3 separate regions of the Homo sapiens genome follow, and regions 2 and 3 are each linked to region 1. A link is an interaction called in ENCODE POLR2A ChIA-PET data of the cell type or tissue named here. Cell type or tissue: HepG2. All regions are shown on one strand.

The links. ChIA-PET counts read pairs that join two places held together with the same protein. Peaks named below come from ENCODE experiments on the same cell type or tissue, not always from the same donor. Only the 100,000 strongest peaks of a DNase experiment are listed, where the experiment ranks them.
Region 2: POLR2A ChIA-PET joins it to region 1 with 5 read pairs; 3 of 35 experiments call an interaction of 5 or more read pairs at or near these places.
Region 3: POLR2A ChIA-PET joins it to region 1 with 5 read pairs; 6 of 35 experiments call an interaction of 5 or more read pairs at or near these places.

Annotation. Positions count from the first base shown.
Region 1 is chr20:17,857,944-17,860,443 of GRCh38, forward strand. No RefSeq gene overlaps it. Among named protein-coding and RNA genes, the nearest start is that of SNORD17, 100 kb to the right of the region's middle. RefSeq lists an enhancer at 1,298-1,871. In HepG2, a CTCF peak has its summit at 1,849; a DNase peak (open chromatin) is centred at 1,318.
Region 2 is chr20:18,006,085-18,008,584 of GRCh38, forward strand. No RefSeq gene overlaps it. Among named protein-coding and RNA genes, the nearest start is that of MGME1, 38 kb to the left of the region's middle. RefSeq lists enhancers at 1,323-1,884, 1,885-2,445. In HepG2, no CTCF peak of the experiment used is centred here; a DNase peak (open chromatin) is centred at 1,496; H3K27me3 peaks cover 1,388 bases.
Region 3 is chr20:17,660,189-17,662,688 of GRCh38, forward strand. It overlaps RRBP1 (ribosome binding protein 1), which reads right to left. Exons shown (of 25, transcript NM_001365613.2): 3 at 1-340. The coding sequence starts at 319. Among named protein-coding and RNA genes, the nearest start is that of RRBP1, 21 kb to the right of the region's middle. In HepG2, no CTCF peak of the experiment used is centred here; a DNase peak (open chromatin) is centred at 1,323.

The sequences.
Region 1 (2,500 bases):
ATGGGAATTGGCTAGCACTACAAATCAGGGTGCTTTTTCTCCTGGAGAGCTGGTTTACCCACACACCATCCCCGTTAAGCTGAAGGAAATACTGTCTCTTCCAACTTGAGGAGTAAGACAGATACACAATGGAAGATTATCACATGCCAATCAGGCATGATGACTTCAATACAAGAAATAAACTGAGAGACTGGAGACAGCAGGGAAAGGAACTCATCATTTCTGATGTGTAGAAATTACATAAGGCATCATGGAGGAGGTGGTCTTTTCAGCTGGGCCTTGAAGGAAATACAGAGATAGCCACAGCCAGAGGGAAGGCTGCAGCCTGTGGAACAGCCAGGCACAGAAAGAGGTGCCTTTAGAGAGCAGGCAGCCAGCCTAGTGGAAGGGGCTTAGACTACAGGTGTTTTATTTAGTACCATTTTTGCTTCAAGTGACAGAAAATCCCAAACAACAATGACTTAAGCAAGTTGGTTTAATTCTCTCCCTGTAAGCGATTTTGGGAAATGATTGTGAATGATCAGTGCTCTGCAGGCACAGCGGCTCTGCCTCCGACCAGCCCTCACATCTCCTCTTGTCCCAGACTCTCCCAGAACAGGTGCATGGTCTTCTTGTCCTTCTCTCTCCTTCTTGGGTGCTGCAGGCCATCCGGCAGCCTGGGATCTGACATCCAGCTTCCCCACTCGCAGCTGTGTGAGCTCAGAAAGGTTGCCTAACATTTCTGAATCCTGGTTTCCAACTTGGTAAAATGGAGCAACGTAACTCACAGAGGGTTACAACAATGTGGGGTATAGTGTCTGTGCAGAACTTAGCATGGTGACCGACCCAGGGTGGGCACTCAGGGGAAGTAGGGTGTGTGTGTGTGCGTGCGTGCGTGCATGTGCGTGTGCGTGTGCGTGTGTGTGTGTGTGTGTGTGTGTGATGAAAGAGAGAGAGAGAGAGCCTCTCCAGGCCCTGGCCAGAGACCCCTTGGCCTCCTCCTGCCTGCTTGGAGAGGCAAGGTCTCTCTTTTTCCCAGGGTCGGGTGATGGAGCTGTTGGGGAGGGAGCCCTGGCAGCCTGGTCCTTGTGGAGTTTGGTTCTGCGTGGGCAGCTGTGTGAACCTTGACCGCTTCAGACCAGCTTCACTGGGGTAGCCACTTCAAAGGGCCCATGAGGATGCCTGCCCCAGTCCCCAGCCCATCCACCCTCACCCACAGCCCATGCCCCATGAGAGGGGACTGTGCCTGGAAAGGGCCTCTCTGGGAAATGATGTCTACCCCTCCAGGATCAAGGGGTAGGGCAGTCGGGTTGCAGCTGGGGAGGAGATGAAGGCAGGAAGTATGCTAGGTCAGTGACCCAGGCAAATATTTGGCAGATCAATGCTCAAGGTTGACCTCAAGTGTTTACCACTGGGTCACCAGGAAGTGGCTTCTTGCCACTTTCACCCACGCCTCCCCTCATGGCAGCCTTCAGGGATGAGGGCTTTTCTGGCTGTGGTCAGGGGCTCACCTGTCCACCTAGCCCCCTGGCCTAGAGCGCCCTGCCTTGCCCACCTAACTGGAGGTGGTCTTGGGACACATCATTTTTTCCTCAGAGTGAGTGGTCGTCAGAGGCCAGATCCCACCAGGACAGCCTCCTGCCCTGTGCTGAGTCCTCTCCTAGGGAAAGGCCAGCCCACTCGCTCTCCCCTAAACAACCGGGAGCACAGGTAACTCGCCTCTCTCCAACCGATGAGGACGTCCCGCGCCCAGGCTCCTGAGGGAGGGCGTGGGAGGAAGGTGCGAGCCAGACCCACATCCTCTCTGCTGCTGGAGGGGGCCCTTGCACCGGCTCAGAAAGGTGCGGAGCGTTGCCTGCAGCCGAGAGGGAAACAGCGCCTCTCCGAGCACTTTGTTCCACTTGCTGGAGGGCTAAAAATACACTGGCACAGCCAAAGGCAGTCCTTGAGAGCCCAGGGGAGTTGGCAGTGGGGAATAGCTATCCTAGCACCTGGCACTATTAAAGGAGCATCGCAGGATTAGCCAACCCCCTGGGCCCTGCCTGCGCCCGTCATCCCCACTCTGCACTCAGTTCACTCTTCCTGCAGCAGAGTCCGGGCTTCCCTGCACCCCTGCTCCACCCTGCCCACTCTTTCCCCAGGCTGGACCATCTGTATCCCTGGTTGGAGCCTGGGGCTGCCTACGTGACTGCGCTTTTGCAGATGTCAAAACAGCAGCTCTCCTGCAAAACGCCGAGAATGCTTCCAATTCCTCCAGGGAAGCTACAATTTGCCATAAAGCTGAAAATGAAAATCCTTTTAGTGGGCCACAACCCAGTTTGTGAATTTCTTAAATTCAAGAAATGTGCATTGACACCCTGCTTCTATAGGCCTTAATCTTTCCAGGACCTCAAGCCTCTGTGAGAGTCTGAAGAAAGACAGGGACTCAGAAAAACAAAATGCTCCTAAGCAGCAATTGCCAAGCAATTTTAGGGAACTGGATTTTAGGGAAATGGATACCATGAACCCCATCCACACATGC
Region 2 (2,500 bases), 150 kb after region 1:
TCTGCCCTGAGAGCTCTTCACCCCTTCCTCCCAGAATAGAGGAGATTGTCCAAACATAGAACTCAGTTTGTTTAAAGTCATTGTTTATTTTTAAATGTTCAGTTCGTTTTCCAATCAATCTTCCACGGTGCAGTTCAAGAAAAATGTGTGGATTTTCATGCCTGAGGTCAGTTGCAGGATGTACCTCGCAGAACAGCGTGTGCCCCTGCAAGCTGGGGATTGAGTGTTTTGTTCTGTTTTGTTTTCTCAGGGTAAAGGGGTCATTCTAAAAGCAGGACTGTTTGGATCTTAGAAGATTGGATATTTATTTATTATTTAAATTTTTTTCTTTTCTTTTTTTTTTTTTTTTTGAGATGAAGTCTCGCTCTGTCACCCAGGCTGGAGTGCAATGGGATGATCTCAGCTCACTGCAACCTCCGCCTCCCCAGTTCAAGCGATTCTCCCGTCTCAGCCTCCCCAACCAGCCGGGATTACAGGCGTGCACCACCATGCCTGGCTAATTTTTTTGTATATTTAGTATAGATGGGGTTTCATTTTGTTGGCCAGGCTGGTCTCGAACGTTTGACCTCAAGTGATCCACTCACCTCGGCCTCCCAAAGTGCTAGGATTACAGGCATGACCCACCGTGCCGGGCCTATTTTTTTTTTAATTTATTTTAGAGAGAAGGTCTCCCTATGTTGCCCAGGCCGTTCTCATACTCCTGGGCTCAAATGATCTGCCCACGTTGGCCTCCAAAAGTGCTAAGATTACAGGTGTGAGCCACCGCGCCTGGCCATGGATACTTATACATTCTTTCTACAAATATTTATTGAGTGCCTGTGTTGATCTAGGCACTGTCTTGAGCTCCAGGAAGAAAGCAGTGAGCAAATTCAACAAAATTCCCCACCTCTTCGAGATTACAGACCTGTGGGAGGGCTGGACAGTAAACAAATATATGTACAAATGTCAGGAGATTTTAAGTGTGAAGAAAAGCACAGGGGCCAGGTGTAGTGGCTCACACCTGTAATCATAGCACTTTGGGAGGCCAAGGCGGGTGGATCACCTGAGGTCAGGAGTTCAAGACCAGCCTGGCCAACATGGCAAAACCCTGTCTCTACCAAAAAATATAAAAATTAGCTGGGCATGGTGGCGGACGCCTGTAGTCCCAACTACTTGGGAGAGTGAGGCAGGAGAATGGTTTGAACCTGGGAGGCGGAGGTTGCAGTGAGCCAAGATTGCACCATCGCACTCCAGCCTGGGCGACAGAGCCAGACTCTGTCAAAAAAAAAAAAAAAAAAAAAAAAGGGAAGAAGAAAAGCAAAGGAAAGAAAATGCAATTTGAGTATTTGAGTTTGGGTGGCCAGGGAAGGTGTTCCAGTCATCTCACTGCATGCTAAGCCACCTCAAGACTAAGTGACTTGAAACAACAATCATTTGCTTATCTCTCATGATTCTGTGGACTAACTGGGCTCAGCTCGGCAGTACTTTTGTTCTATGCAGATTTTCTCTGCAGCTACAGTCCACTGGCGCTTGGCCAGGCTGGAACGGCCGGGATGCCTCACTTACATGTTTGGTGTCCTGGCAGGGATGGCTGGGGGGATGGGCTCAGTGGGGGTGTTTGGTCAACTGGGCTCCCCTTCCAGGTAGTCTCAGCACCTTTCCCTCTCCACAAGGCCTGTCTATGTGGCCTCTCACGTGGTCTCTCCATTTGGCCTTTCCAGCAAAGCAGCCAGACTTCTTTACATGACAGCTTGGGGCTCCTGCAATTCAGAAGCAGAAGCTGCCAGGCTGTGTCAAGGCTTAGGCCTGGAATTGGCAGGGCATCACGCCTGCCACGTCCTGTTTAGTTGAAGCCAGGACCGGCTGAGATCCCATGTGGGAGGAGGCCACACAAGGGAAGGGGTGCTGGGAGGCCTGGCTCCTTGCGGGCTGGCCACCCATGCCTCCCTGACCGTGCGCTGGCTAAGCAGAGACCAGGACAGAGGAAGGAGTGGGCCCTGCAGCGCTGAGGGGACACGCAAAGTCCCCGAGTCAGGGCTGTGCTGCAGGAGCAGCAAGGAAAGAAACAGGCCACTGTGGCGGGAGCTGAACAGCAGAGAGGAAAGATAAACGACGAGGTCAGGAGGCAGCCAGGGACCAGACTGTCCCGGCCACAGGCCACAGAGAGGGATTCAGGAGTTATTCCTAGTGGGATGAGAAGCACCGGACCTGCCTTGATCCATAACTGGTGGGTTCTGAAGCTGGGGACATCTCCGCCCCATCCCCACTGCTGGGTTCGCATGCTGCCCAGAACGGCCCTGTTTCAACTGCAGCCCCTGCTCCCAGCACCCTCCGGCTGCCTCTCTGCCTGATGGTCTCTCTGTGGCACTCAGCACCACTGCATGCCTGATATTTTACTGATGTCCCTATTGTCTTGTTTACCTTCTCACTCTAGAATGTAAACCTGAAACAGACAGGGATGTCTGTCTGTTTCATCCGTAGGCCCACAACCATTAAATAGTATTTGTTGTACCAATGAACT
Region 3 (2,500 bases), 200 kb before region 1:
CAGCCACAGCAGGAGCCCGCACTGGTTCTCGAAGGAGGACAGTCACATTGGGGGCTGGATCATGATCAGGTATCTTCCCATTAGGTTTCTCTTCCTTTTTCTTGGTCTTTCCTTTCTTCTCCACTGTTTTCTCCTTCTTTTTCTTCTCGACTTTCTGGTGGTGAGTTTTCGCCATCTCCTTGCGCTGGTTGGCTAGGGCTTCTTCATATGACGTTTCCTTCATGGAGAAAGTCGACACCAGGAAGATGCCAATGGCAGAAACAACCATGAATCCTCCAAAGACCACAACCCCCAAGGTTTGAGTGTCGTAAATATCCATCCTGGCTTGCTTTCCTTTCACCTGTCAAACATACATGGAGGTTACTATTTATAGAAATCAAGGCCTTCAACAGTTTCTATCCCCACCCTACCACCAAACTTCAGGTTTCACTAATTCTTTCTTCAGGCTAATAAATTCAGAGAAGAAACAAACCCAGGCACTCTCTGATGTCCCACATTCTCACCTGCTCCTCTTTAGGAGTGAGCGATTCGTACCCAAGGCATGAGCAGTCCCCATACAAAGCAACAGCAGAGTCAGAGCAGAGTGGAGGCCTATCTCTGGAGCACACACGCCCAGGAGCCTCAGCAGCCATGACCCTGATGCAAGATATTCCCCACCCAAGGTCAAAGATGCACAGGAGCACAAACACAGGCCAGGTGTGAGACCATGGGGAGTGGTGGAGACTGTAGTAAAAACACCCGCCCCCACCTAAAATTAGACAGTGACACTCTGTCATGGCCGATTGCCCTAGAAATGTGATTGCTGAGTTGGAAGATGTTTTGATTTTTCATGTTAGGCCAGACACTTTTAAAAAATTTTTCTCTCAACGTGAAATTGACTGATTTAAAAAATATGTGAACCGAACCAAACCAAACACATCTGCAGGCTTTCAGCCACAAGCATTTTAGCCAGCAGGCCCACAGTGTGCCATCTCCACTCTGTTGTTTCCCTCTTCCCCAGTGCCAATAAATGCTGCTACCCAGGATCAGAGATAAAAACTTCTGCATTACAATCCTGAAACGTGTTCAAAAATTCAGTGAGGGAAAATAGCCTTTTGCCAGCAATAGCTCCTGAGGAGTTATGGAGCCTGCAATTTGCATGTTGGGAAACAGGAAGAATCAGTCTTGGGAGGCCCAGAAGATGCCAGGTTTGGAATTTCACATCCAGAAGCTGCACAGAGGGTGAGGAGACAGTGTCAGCAGGCCCCTCTGTCAGACAACACTCCCCAAACCATAAGAATGAACAACACCATTCTCACTGCCTATGGACCAAAGTCCAATGGGTCAGAGGCATCCAGGTTCATACACCTTCCTGCCACAGCCCGGGCTAAGTTCGACTTCACTGAGGAACTCCAGGAGGTGTATTTATTTGGATACATTCAAGCCAGTCCCGAGTCTCTCTAAAGAAGATCGATGGAATGAGCAAAGAGAACACAAGGGTAAGAAGGGGTGGTTAAGGGGAGGTAAAAGGAGGTGGAAGAGGAGAGGAGGGGAAGTGGACAGGCCTCCCCCAGCATTGCCCTGCAAAACCTCTAGATGCTGTGGGAGACTGGGTCCAGGCTGCTTAGTGGCTCAGATACTGAGATTCTTCTCCTAAGACATTGAGATCCCCACTCCTCTTGAGTGGTTATAGAGGAAGGAAACAGAGTAGGAATCAAATCCAAATTTTGACATGAGGGCATTTTAAAGAAGGGACTGAGAAGGGAGACTGTTTTCAATGTCTTGGCATTGTGTTCTAAGAAAAATCACTCTCGGCCGGGCGCGGTGGCTCACGCCTGTAATCCCAGCACTTTGGGAGGCCAAGGCAGGCAGATCACGAGGTCAGGAGATCGAGACCATCCTGGCTAACACGGTGAAACCCTGACTCTACTAAAAATACAAAAAACTTAGCCAGGCGTGGCGGCGGGTGCCTGTAGTCCAGGCTACTCGGGAGGCTGAGGCAGGAGAATGGGATGAACCTGGGAGGTGGAGCTTGCAGTGAGCCAAGATCGCGCCACTGCACTCTAGCCTGGGCGACAGAGCGAGACTCCGTCTCAAAAAAAAAATTTTCAAAAAAAAAAAAATCACTCTCATCACAGAAGGAACACATTACTTTGACCTTTCTAAGACCTTCACAAGAAGAGGGTTTAAAACACTCATGACGAAGAAACTTCCTAGCATATGCTCTCCCTGGGGACAACTCTATCAGCTGCTGTGGCAACACACTTCTCCCACACTGTCACTCGGCGTTGAGCGAGACTGAGTCACACTTTTCATTCCAGTCTTAACCTCTACAAAGTCTTAGGGGAGCTCATGGAGGCCTTTGAATCCTGGGTAAGGCAGCATTTATATTTCCAAATGGGTTCTGACCTCTGGCCGTGGGCAGTGACAGTGTGATCCACAGCCAGGGCACTCTCACGTTTGATCATCGAGGGAGGATACCAGGAACTGGCCTTCCGAGAACACACTCTCAAGCTGGGTG